Regions from separate parts of the Homo sapiens genome. Here region 2 is linked to region 1. The links are chromatin contacts, found by Hi-C or POLR2A ChIA-PET in ENCODE. All regions are on one chromosome and are shown on one strand. The core of a region is the stretch at or near the end of the contact, and the rest is flanking DNA. Distances in the headings are between cores, read along the strand shown.

Region 1 (5,883 bases), core at 2,225-4,724:
AAAAAAAAAAAAAAAAAATACATATATACATGTATATATTGGGGGAAATGGTTGGCAGTGAGCTTGTTCTGTCCAGGATCCTTCTGATATATGGAAGAGTCTTTGATCCCTTCTCAAAATAATGCTGTAAACTACAGGAAATAAAATTCATAGAATTTCAAAGGAGACTAATTACTTAGAAATGCAGCTATTGGCCAGGAGTGGTGGCTCACCCCTGTAATCCCAGCACTTTGGGAGGCTGAGGTGGGCAGATCATGAGGTCAAGAGATCGAGACCATCCTGGCCAACATAGTGAAACCCTGTCTCTACTAAAAATACAAAAGTAGCTGGGCATGGTGACGTGTGCCTATAGTCCCAGCTACTCAGGAGGCTGAGGCAGGAGAATCGTTTGAACCCGGGAGGCGGAGGTTGCAATGAGCCGAGATCGTGCTACTGCACTCCTCCAGCCTGGATGACAGAGAGAGACTCCGTTTAAAAAAAAAAAAAAAAAAAGAAATGCAGCTATCAGGATACTTCAAATTTTTCTGATATATTAATAGGCATGTTGCTGTGGCAATTTTTAAAAAATGGCCACTCCTCCCTTTGAGAGGCAGAATCGATGTCCTGTCTCCCCGATCCTGGGTGGATTTGTTGTGTTACCTCATAAAAGACCACTCAGCATCTGCCCTGGGAACCTGTGCCACCTAAGAATTCTGACTACCCTGAGACTGCCAGGCTGTAAGGAAGTCAAGGCCACATGGAAACACTACATGTAGGCACTCAGTCCCAGCTGAGCCCCATCTTCCAACATCCCAAGCCAGGTATCAGATATAAGGGAACAAGCCTCCAAATGGTTCCAGCCCCCAGCTGTTGAGTCTTCCGTGCTGAAGCCAGACATCATGGACAGAGACAGCAGGCCACTCTTGTGCCCTGTCTGAAATCTTGACCATGAGCATGAGAATCCACAAACATAATGATTGTGTTGAGCCACTAAATTTTGGTGTAATTTCTTACACAGTAATAGTGCCTACAACAGCCACCTTAACATATTAAGTAACAATATCAAGTAGCAAGTCATCACTGGGAACTGTTATTTGGAATTGTCATTGGGAAGCAGTGACAACCATGAAGGCTATTTGGAGATGCTGTCAGATGACATAAAAACTGCTGTGGTCTCACTGTTAACAATGCCCCATACCCACGGGGTCTACGGCCTACATTCTGGATGGAAGGAAACACTACATTTTGGTTAGAGGAATGTGAAAATTTACATGGGACGGTCTCACAGGCCCCTAAACTTGGCTCATGGAAACTGCGGGTAATAAACTCAGAGTTAGAAGCAGTCGAAAGCATCAAGGCTGCTCATGAAAGAGCTGAGGGTTACGAACACAATTGTAGACAAGAAAAGAGAAAAGACAAAATGGTGGCTCAGCAGGGAGGTCACAGGGATAGCTGGTATTAGTTTCCAGACATCCAAGAAAAGGACACCCATCTGAGTAATGGATTGAGGGTCACTATTAAGATATGGGGAAATATCAAACGGAAACATTAGTGGCTAATGCTGGGCATTTCCAGAGCTCTCATATAACCACAAAAAACTTAATTTTAGGTACAATGTCAGAAGCAGAGGGGTGCTGAGAATTAAGGACAGGCCTATGAAGAATGTGGGGGCTGTTTTATAAAGCACCGAATCTTCACACCTCATGAAGTTAGCAACCTGGAGCCTATAGGAGGTGTCTCATTCACACTATGAAATAAATCCTGTGAAAGTAAGAGATCCACCAACATATATATATATATATATATATATATATATATATTTTTAGACTGAGTCTTGCTCTATGCCCAGGCTGGAGTGCAGTGGCACAATCTCGGCTCAATGAAACCTCCACCTCCCAGGTTCAAGTGATTCTCGTGCCTCAGCCTCCTGGGTAGCTGGGATTACAGGTGCCCGCCACCACGCCCGGCTAATTTTTGTATTTTTAGTAGAGATGGGGTTTCACCATCTTGGCCAGGCTGGTCTCAGACACCTGACCTCAAGTGATCCACCCGCCTCGGCCTCCCAAAGTGCTAGGATTACAGGCATGAGCCACAGCGCCCAGCCCACTGACTAAGATTTTAAAGGAGTTAAGAAGACAGAATCATTACCACTATAAAAAAAATCAAAACCCACTTTGGGAGGCCGAGGCGGGCAAATCATGAGGTCAAGAGATCGAGATCATCCTGGCCAACATGGTGAAACCCCATCTCTACTAAAAATACAAAAATTAGCTGGGCGTGGTGACACGCGCCTGTAATCCCAGCTACTCAGGAGGCTGAAGTAAGAGAATCACTTGAATCTGGGAGGTAGAAATTGCAGTGAGTGGAGATTGTGCCACTGCACTCCAGCCTGGTAACAGAGCAAAGGGAAAGACCTGACCATCCCCCAGCCGGACACCCATAAAGGGTCTGTGCTGAGGAGGATTAGTGAAAGAGGAGGGCATCTTTGCAGTTGAGGTAAGAGGAAGGCATCTGTCTCCTGCTCATCCCTGGGCAATGGAATGTCTCCGTGTAAAACCCGATTGTATGTTCTATTTACTGAGATAGGTGAAAACTGCCTTAAGGCTGGAGGTGAGACACGCTGGCAGCAATACTGCTCTTTAATGCACCGAGATGTTTGCGTACGCGCACACCAAAGCACAGCACCTTTTCTTAACCTTGTTTATGACAGACCTTTGTTCACATGTTTTCCTGCTGACCCTCTCCCCACTATTACCCTACTGTCCTGCCACATCCCCCTCTCTGAGATGGTAAAAATAATGATCAATAAATACTGAGGGAACTCAGAGACCAGTGCTGGCGCAGGTCCTCCATATGCTGAGCGCTGGTCCCCTGGGCCCACTTTTCTTTCTGTATACTTTGTCTCTGTGTCTTTTTCTTTTCTCAGTCTTTCATCCCACCTGAGGAGAAACGCCCACAGGTGTGGAGGCGCAGGCCCCCCCCTTCAACATCCCACTAAATAATACAACTGGCAAAAAGTGGGATTTTTAAAGGTTGGGGAGCCATATTAAACATAATCTAAATCAGGAGTTTATTTTATTTTATAAACCGAAACCCAGCAGTCACTCCCTCCCCTCAGGGCATTCTGCAACAAAACACCTGCCGAAAAATAAAAGGGTGTTTTACTTGAGTGGGCTGAAAAGTCCCCGTTTTTATACCTTTAATCTCCAGATCCTATGTGTCAGAGGTCGGGAAACTACATCAGCCCCAGTCCGGGCGCCCATGAGACCTGTGGACGGACGGGGAAGGGCCTGGACGCAGCCCGGGCCCCAGTTTCTGCCGTGGCGATGGCCGATTGAAGGCCAGGACTCCCCGCCGCTGACCCTCCAGTCAGGAGGGTTAGGCAGGCGCTCCCATGTTAGGCAGGCGCTCAGCCGAACATCCCAAGGTTGCGGAACCACTATACCCGCCGTGCGCCTGGATGGCATCTGCAGACCCAGCGTCCGCCGGGCTCCCGGAAACGTGGGGGCGGGCTTCCGGAAACGGTGACCAATGGGAAACGCGACCAGCTGACAGTCCTATCCAGGCAGCACAGAAAGAAGGGAAGGTGGCAGTCAGACTTAAGTAGACAGATCTTTTAGCCAATGGATGTGCAAGAGAGGGGAGGTTTGCTCCATGTTGGCCAGTAAGAAGTGCTTGGGCCGACCCGCCTCCAAGTCCTGGGAGGACAGTTCAAATTATGGAGGAGGGGCTGGTGCTAGGCAGCAGTGGCGAGGGGAGTAGTGGGGATTAGGGGGAGCACGAGATCATTCACCTTTGCCGCTCAGATTACCAAGCCTGTGACTTTGAGAATGGGTGTCTTCCTTGCAAGGTTTCAATCTGAGGCTCTTGGGAAGAGGGAGGAATTGGAGCCTGATGGAAGCGCTGGTGAGAGGAGCGGGTGTAGGGAGAGTGGAGAATGTGTCAGTCAGGCGGTGTCTTTATTCCTGGCACCTCACTTAGCCTGCCCTAGTTTCTCAGTCTATTCCAGGAGCATGCTCTTGACCCTGCAGGGGCCTGAAAGGGAATGTTGCTCGCCAGTCTCTGCTTCCTTGGACTGGATTGGAATTGGTCCCACGAACTTAGGCATTATGATATATTGTTGCGTTTAGATTCACTTGGTTTTTACATTGTGCTTTCTTTTCCCCTTTCCCTTCAAGGATTTAGAATGTTTTATTTGCTCTGTTTAATTATATATGATTGCCTTGAAGATTTCACCTTGAATTAAAATTACATGTTTTTGCCTGTCTTTATTAATATTTAAAAATACTAAAATAACACATGTTCATAATGAAAATGAAATATTACAAATAAATATAAAGGAAAGGCAGTATTCCCCCTCCAGTTCCACTCTTGAAATAACGAGTTAACAAGATGATGAGCATCTTCCCATTATGTTCTCCACGATTCATGTAAGTATTTACACACATACAGAAGCATATACAGTAGTCCCCCTTTATTCATGGTTCTACTTCCCACAGTTTCGGTTACCCACAGTAAATTGTGGTCTGAAAATATTAAATGCAAGATTCCCGAAAGAAACAATTCATAAGCTTTAAATTGTGGGCTGTTCTGAGGAGCGTGATGAAATATCTCACTGTCCTGCTTTATTCTGCCTGGGATATGAACACCCCTTTGTTCAGCAGATGCACGCTGTATGCGCTACCCTTAGTCGGTGAGTAGCCAACTTGGTTATCAGACTGACTGCCGCAGTATCACAGCGCTTGTGTTTAAGTGACGCTAATTGTACCTAATGATGGCCCTAAAATGCAAGAGTAGTGATGCTGTCAATTTAGATATGCAGAAGAGGAGCCCTAAAGTGTTTCCTTTAAGTGAAAATGTGAAAATTCTTGACTGAATAAGGAAAATAAGTCGTGTGCTGAGGTTGCTAAGATCTATGGTAAGAACAAATCTTCTAGCTGTGAAAGTGTAAGGAGGAAAAGAAATTTCTGCTAGTCTTGTTTGTTGAACCCCAAGCTCTAAAAAATACAGCCACGTGTGATAAGTGCTTAGTTAAGATTAAAAAAAAAAAACATTAAATTTGTGCTTGGAAAACATAAACAGAAATGTGTTCTGATCGACAGCAATTGGGTCATACTATCCACGGTTTCATACATCCTCTGCGGGTCTTAGAACACATCTCCTGCAGATAAGGGAGGGCTACTATATAAAGTTTCTTTTATTATTATTATTATTATAAAGCATTTTCCTTTTTTAATATAACAATTTGAATCAGACACCACTTCAGGTACAAAGATATTAGGATACCTTTAGAGTAGAAAGGGAGCTAACTCATTCTTTCTAAGAGTTAAAGTATCTTCCATTATATGAGCATTTAAGATGTTAAAGTACTTTTGCACCAAAAATAATACTTTTTTTTTTTTTTGAGATGGAGTTTCACTCTTGTACCCCAGGCTGGAGTGCAATGGTGTGATCTTGGCTTACTGCAAACCCTGCCTCCCGGGTTCAAGCGATTCTCCTGCCTTAGCCTCCTGAGTAGCTGGGATTACAAGCATGCGCCACCACACCCGGCTAATTTTTGTATTTTTAGTAGAGACGGGGTTTCACCATGTTGGCCAGACTGGTCTCAAACTCCTGACTTCAGGTGATCCTCCCGCCTCAGCCTCCCAAAGTGCTGGGATTACAGATGTGAGCCACCACGCCTGGCCTGTAAATATTATTTTACTTATATGAGTTTTTACTTCTGCTGGGACAAATTGCACGAGTAAACAAATATATGTGCATATAATGTAATATATGTGTATATAATTATATATGTGAATCTACAACTTAATATATACACATACATAAAATAACATATACAATTTAACATATACACAAATATAAGCTGGGTGCCGTGGCTCACTCCTGTAATCCTAGCAGTTT
Region 2 (5,883 bases), core at 1-2,500, 83 kb before region 1:
AAAATTCAGGTCAGACTATGTTTGGAGCCGAAAAGACCAAAGGGATTGTGACCAACTCAGCATTCCACTGGAGGTTATATGATTAAACGGTAAACTGTTTATCATGAATGCAGGATGTGAGCAAACGCACACTGCCACCAAAAGATGTGCTGAGAGCCATCACTGCCTGGCGCCTGGCTCCTTGAAGTGATCTACCAGGAAATCTAGCGCCTATTGTTGGAAGGATGCAGTCTTGCAATTGCGAACCAAACGGCCAACTGACAATTACCTGACAATCACCACCCCCTAACTTGTTATCTGTTTTACCAATAAATACGGGAGGGTTGTGTAAAGCTCAGGGCCCTTGTCCACTAGAGACAAAGTGCCCCCGACCCCTTCTTCCAAATATACTTTTTTGTTTCTTGTCTTTTATTCCTTTTGTTCAGTCCACCAGGTCCGTGCAGGTTACAAGTGGCGCCCTGAACAGCGACAGAATCGGACGCTCTACAAGACTATATCAAAATCCTCCTTGTTCTATGGACTAGGAATGACTAGGGCTAGGAATGACTTTGCCCAATACCAACAAGGCAGCCTCCAGGACAAGAAAAGGTAATGGGACCCATTCTGTTGACAGCCAAGATAGAATTACAGTTAATTCTCACCTCTTTTTTGGCTCTCAGGAGCCCTGTGGCCATTTTCCTGGTCTCCTGAGTGCTCTTCCTGGAGAAGGGCAAAGTCTCAGAAGACAGATCTGGGGATGTGAAGAGAAATAAGAGTGGCCTAGGTGGAAACACCCTCCCCACGAAGTGAAGCGCAGTCCGCTCCAGAGCCCCACAGTTGGGGTCTGGGATGTCACAGAAATCACCAGAGCAGCCAATTCCCATCCAGTGGGGGGCCAGGATGACCCAGCCACCCTCAAGCTCAGCCGCAAGCTCGGGACAGGGAGTGAAGCCCTTGTCCCCAAGCAACGGAGTGAGGGTTTATCTCTAACCCTGTGGGCTCGAATGAAAGGAAAATGGCCTGGAGGTGCCCAAAGGAGAGCGCCCTAGTTCTGAGATAGCTCTGCGGCTCCCAGCCGGCGTCCCCGTAACACAGGGACACGCAGAGGGGCATGCTGACTGCCTATAGGGCACTCACGGAACGCGGGTGCACGCTGCGGATCCTGAAGCCGAAAGTCAGGTAACAAGGTGCAGAGGTGTGGGAAAGACCTTAAGAGGGAGGCCTTCCCGGGTCCCAACCAGCTTAACGCGCCTGGGCCACCGACCGGAAGTGTTTCTGACGTCAACGCTACACACTGAAGGGTAGGGAGGGGAGCGGAAGTGACCGCAGAGGCCTCTGGGGATTGTAGTTTCGGAGCTACAGAGGCGGAGAAGTCGGCTTTGCCCACCACACAGGGTGACTGACATCTGCACAGCGCACACAACCAAGTTTACGAACCCACTCTTAAGATGCCCAAGTGACGTTGACAAGTTTCTCTGTAAACCAATGAGATCTGCTGACCGCGAAGGCATCGCGGGACTGCCGAAGGATTCTGCAAAATGTGGTCCCGGTGCTCTGCGGGTGGCCAGTGTGCGCTGACCTTCAAGGTGCGGGTGAGCTGAGCTCACTACGCAAGTCTCCGCCCTGATGCGCCCTTCCCTGAGCAGGTGCCAGGTCGGGACAGACGCGGCTCAGGGAGAGACGATGCTCTGCGGGAACCACCAGTTTGGAGGCGACACCGGCCCTTTGTCCCCTAGAGTAGGAGGGTGTACCAGGACAGGGAACCCCAAGGCTATTTTCGCGGAGAGCAGGATTGGTTTGGGGCAAACTCCCGGAATGCAGATGGGGGAGACTGGTCGCGTGTCCCTAGGATTTTAGGGGATGCAGACTGAACTTGGGGTGAACAGCAAAAGATCCCCTGGTGGTGGTGGGGATCCGAAGCTTGATCAGGAAATTCCCGAGGTTTTTATTGGAGGCTGGGGTACAGGTGCGGCTTGGAGGAAACTTCCGGAGGGTGGGGTGGAGGTGGGGCGGTGTTGGAAAGGAGGCATAAGTCTGACCGTTTTGTTCAACAGGGGTGTTTTCTTTTTGCATTGATTTTATTTTTAAAGATATTACATTAAAATATTGTTTATCTTGATTACTGAGTTTTTTTGGTGACCCTTTAAATTCTGTATCCACAGTCCCCAGCATTTACAGAAGTGAGGGCCTGGCTTCTAGGGCATCAAGCAGCCAGAAAGTCCCTTAGGACAATTGTTGAATTGTCAGTGAGTCATCTTTTCCTTTCCTGACTTCCTTAATATCCACAATTTCCTCGTAACCATCCCTCCAAAGCCACACCCACAAGGCACCTCCAAGACCTATCATGAAGCAGATATTCAAAGATTATTTGTAAATCTTCACACCCTACCCCCTCCAGAATGTCTTCCAACATCCCTTTGCCTGGAGAAGTAAAAAACAAGGTTTGCATGTTGGGTATCAGCCTCTCCCATTGAGAGGGTGTTTAGGAAGGAGGATCAGCCGAGAGCCCTATTCCAGCCCAGGTAAATGACCCGGCCAAAGATTTAATATCTATAAATGTAGAATGCTTGTCACAGAACTCAGTGGGAACCACAGTCAGGCATGGGGCTGGGATTTAAGAAGCACAAATGAAAAGCAGGGACTAGAAAACTTAAGAAAGATATGGTAGGGGTGGGGGTGGGGGTACAGTGAGGATGTGGGATCCTGAGATAATCCAAATCACTATGTTTAGATGTAGGTGTACAAAGGGAGTAAAGAGAGACCCAGGCTGATGGGGTATTTGTAATAAATCAAACATAATGTAACAGCAGGTCAAGTAATAAGGGGACTCTCAAGTGATAAGGATCAAGTGATAAACAGTGAAAGGGGCAGAATGAAACTCTACAGAAATTAACAAACATCAACAAGACATCTAGGAAAGCATTTACAGCTGCATTCATTTAAATGAAAGGTGATAGTTACTCAGTGCTGTGTGCCAAGTACAATGATACACTCTCACCTGAGTTACCCTTGTAAATCTGAACCACTTGTCATTATCTGTGCTTTAAGGAGTCCTATTTTCCACACTCTTAACTGGCTTGAGATGTGAAAATCCATCTAAATTATAAACGCAGTGGGGAAGAAAAAATCTAGTCATGCCCATCAAGGGAACATGTCTAGTTAAAATTAGCATAGATAAAAATCAGCAAAAAACAAAAAAGCAAATTGAAAAAATATTCTTTGAAATTAAAAGCCATACAAACCACTGTGTCACTGATGAGTTAAAGAAGAAACTGGCCTGCAAACCAGAAAATACACTGGAAGAAGCAATAGTTAAAATACTTCAGATCTAAACCTGTAGAATGAGGCTACCTCAGTTCCAAATATATCAGCTTAAAAGTAGTGGCAAAAAGAGCAAGAAGTTGGCCAGGCATGGTGGCTCACGCCTGTAATCCCAGCACTTTGGGAGGCCAAGGTGGGCAGATCACCTGAGGTCGGGAGTTCGAGACCAGCCTGGCCAACATTGCGAAACCCCATCTCTATTAAAAATACAAAAATTAGCTGGGCGTGTAGGGGTGGGTTGCCCCTACACACCTGTGGGTGTTTCTCGTAAGGTGGGACGAGAGATTTGGAAAAGAAAAAGACACAGAGACAAAGTATAGAGAAAGAAATAAGGGGACCCGGGGAACCAGCGTTCAGCATATGGAGGATCCCGCCAGCCTCTGAGTTCCCTTAGTATTTATTGATCATCTGTGGGTGTTTCTCGAAGAGGCGGATGTGTCAGGGTCACAAGACAATTGTGGGGAGAGGGTCAGCAGACAAACACGTGAACAAAGGTCTTTGCATCATAGACAATGTAAAGGATTAAGTGCTGTGCTTTTAGATATGCATACACATAAACATCTCAATGCTTTACAAAGCAGTATTGCTGCCCGCAGGTCCCACCTCCAGCCCTAAGGCGGTTTTTCCCTATCTCAGTAGATGGAGCATACAATCGGGTTTTATACCGAGACATTCCATTGCCCAGGGACGGGCAGGAGACAGATGCCTTCCTCTTGTCTCAACTGCAAGAGGCATTCCTTCCTCTTTTACTAATCCTCCTCAGCACAGACCCTTTACGGGTGTCGGGCTGGGGGTGTCGGGCTGGGGGACGGTCAGGTCTTTCCCTTCCCACGAGGCCATCTTTCAGACTATCACATGGGGAGAAACCTTGGACAATACCTGGCTTTCCTAGGCAGAGGTCCCTGCGGCCTTCTGCAGTTTTTGTGTCCCTGGGTACTTGAGATTAGGGAGTGGTGATGACTCTTAAGGAGCATGCTGCCTTCAAGCATCTGTTTAACAAAGCACATCTTGCACCGCCCTTAATCCATTTAACTCTGAGTTGACACAGCACATGTTTCAGAGAGCACGGGGTTGGGGGTAAGGTTATAGATTAACAGAATCTCAAGGCAGAAGAATTTTTCTTAGTACATAACAAAATGGAGTCTCCTATGTCTACTTCTTTCTACACAGACACAGTAACAATCTGATCTCTCTTGCTTTTCCCCACATGGGCGTGGTGGCCACTGCCTGTAATCCAGCTACTTGGGAGGGTGAGGCAGGAGAATCACTTGAACCCAGGAGGCAGAAGTTGCAGTGAGCCAAGATTGTGCCATTGCACTCCAGCCTTGGCAACAAGAGCGAGACTCTCAAAAAAAAAAAAAAAAAAAGCAAGGAGTTATTAGCTCTATACACTTTTTTTTTTTTTTTTTTTTGAGACAGAGTCTCACTCTGTCGCCCAGGCTGGAGTGCAGTGGTGCCATCTCGGCTCACTGCAAGCTCCGCCTCCCAGGTTCACGCCATTCTCCTGTCTCAGCCTCCCGAGTAGCTGGGACTACAGGCGCCTGCCACCTCGCCTGGCTAATTTTTTTGTATTTTTAGTAGAGATCGGGTTTCACCATGTTAGCCAGGATGGTCTCGATCTCCTGACCTCGTGATCCACCCGCCTCAGCCTCCCAAACGCTGGGATTACAGGCGTGAGCCACCACGCCCAGCCAAGCTCTATATACATTTATAGAAGAAACTTCTAATTTGAAAAACTCAAAGTTTTAAGTAACAATGATCACAAAAGGGGAAGAACAAACTTCCAGAATCTTGGGGACAGAGGGTGGTGTGGTGGGAAGAGAGGGAATTACTCTGTCACCAATGAGTCAAAAAAGTTATTAAAGATTAATTTTAAATGAATAAAACTAAAAACCAAGACTTACAGAATGAGACTAAAACCATGGCTGGAGGAAAACTTTTAGCCTGAAAGTAGCCTATGACTTAGAAATTAAGGCAGAAAACTAAGGAGTAAGCAGTTACCCTTCAGGTTAGAAAACCAACAGAATAACAGGAAATGAGAGAGGGAGGAAATAATCAGATGGGGCTGAGATGGGGGCTTATGGGGATGAAGGAGGCAGGAAGAGCACATTAAGTCTGTGCATAAAGTCACTCCCTAAGGACAGTCCCTGAGAGGAAAGTGGGTGCACAAGGATCAGGCTAGGTGTAAAAGGTGACAGGCAACCCTGGAGGGTACATTCAAGGGTTGACAGTGGCTAAGAAAACAGGAGGGAAAGTCAAGTGTTGAGCCTTTCCTGTCCCTAGCATGGAAGACATCAGGAGCTGATGAGTGAAAGTGATAAACACCATTCTCATCACCAAAAAAAGTCAAGTATTTGAGGTAATGGATAGGATAATTTGACTTAAACATTCCACACTGTATGGAAAAATCATAACATCATTTTGTACCCCATAAATATATACAATTTAAAAGATAGGTAAAAATCAGAAAAAAATTGAAAAAATATTCTTTATTTTTCAAACATATATAATTTATGGAGTACAATCTAATTCATCAATGTATATGATTTTTTTTAATGGTAAGTCAATAAACACAGCAAACAG

What was found. Hi-C counts contacts between places; a loop is a spot of excess contacts on that map. ChIA-PET counts read pairs that join two places held with the same protein, here RNA polymerase II (POLR2A). Pooled maps may share reads with other maps.
Region 2: a map of posterior cingulate gyrus shows a loop between it and region 1 (2.2-fold over the local background). The contact joins the promoter of ZNF875 here to the promoter of LINC01535 in region 1. A Hi-C loop is called at or near these places in 1 of 168 maps with a recorded cell type or tissue (posterior cingulate gyrus) and 5 of 50 pooled maps. POLR2A ChIA-PET finds 5 or more read pairs at or near these places in 2 of 52 experiments (HEK293 and WTC11).

Annotation. Positions count from the first base shown.
Region 1 is chr19:37,249,476-37,255,358 of GRCh38, reverse strand. LINC01535 (long intergenic non-protein coding RNA 1535) reads right to left here and starts at 3,474. Exons shown (of 3, transcript NR_110719.1): 1 at 3,177-3,474.
Region 2 is chr19:37,330,016-37,335,898 of GRCh38, reverse strand. It overlaps ZNF875 (zinc finger protein 875), which reads right to left and starts at 1,250. Exons shown (of 5, transcript NM_001353803.2): 1 at 1,117-1,250; 2 at 642-730. The coding sequence starts at 674. RefSeq lists enhancers at 1,086-1,185, 359-1,300, 1,396-1,505, 1,301-2,243.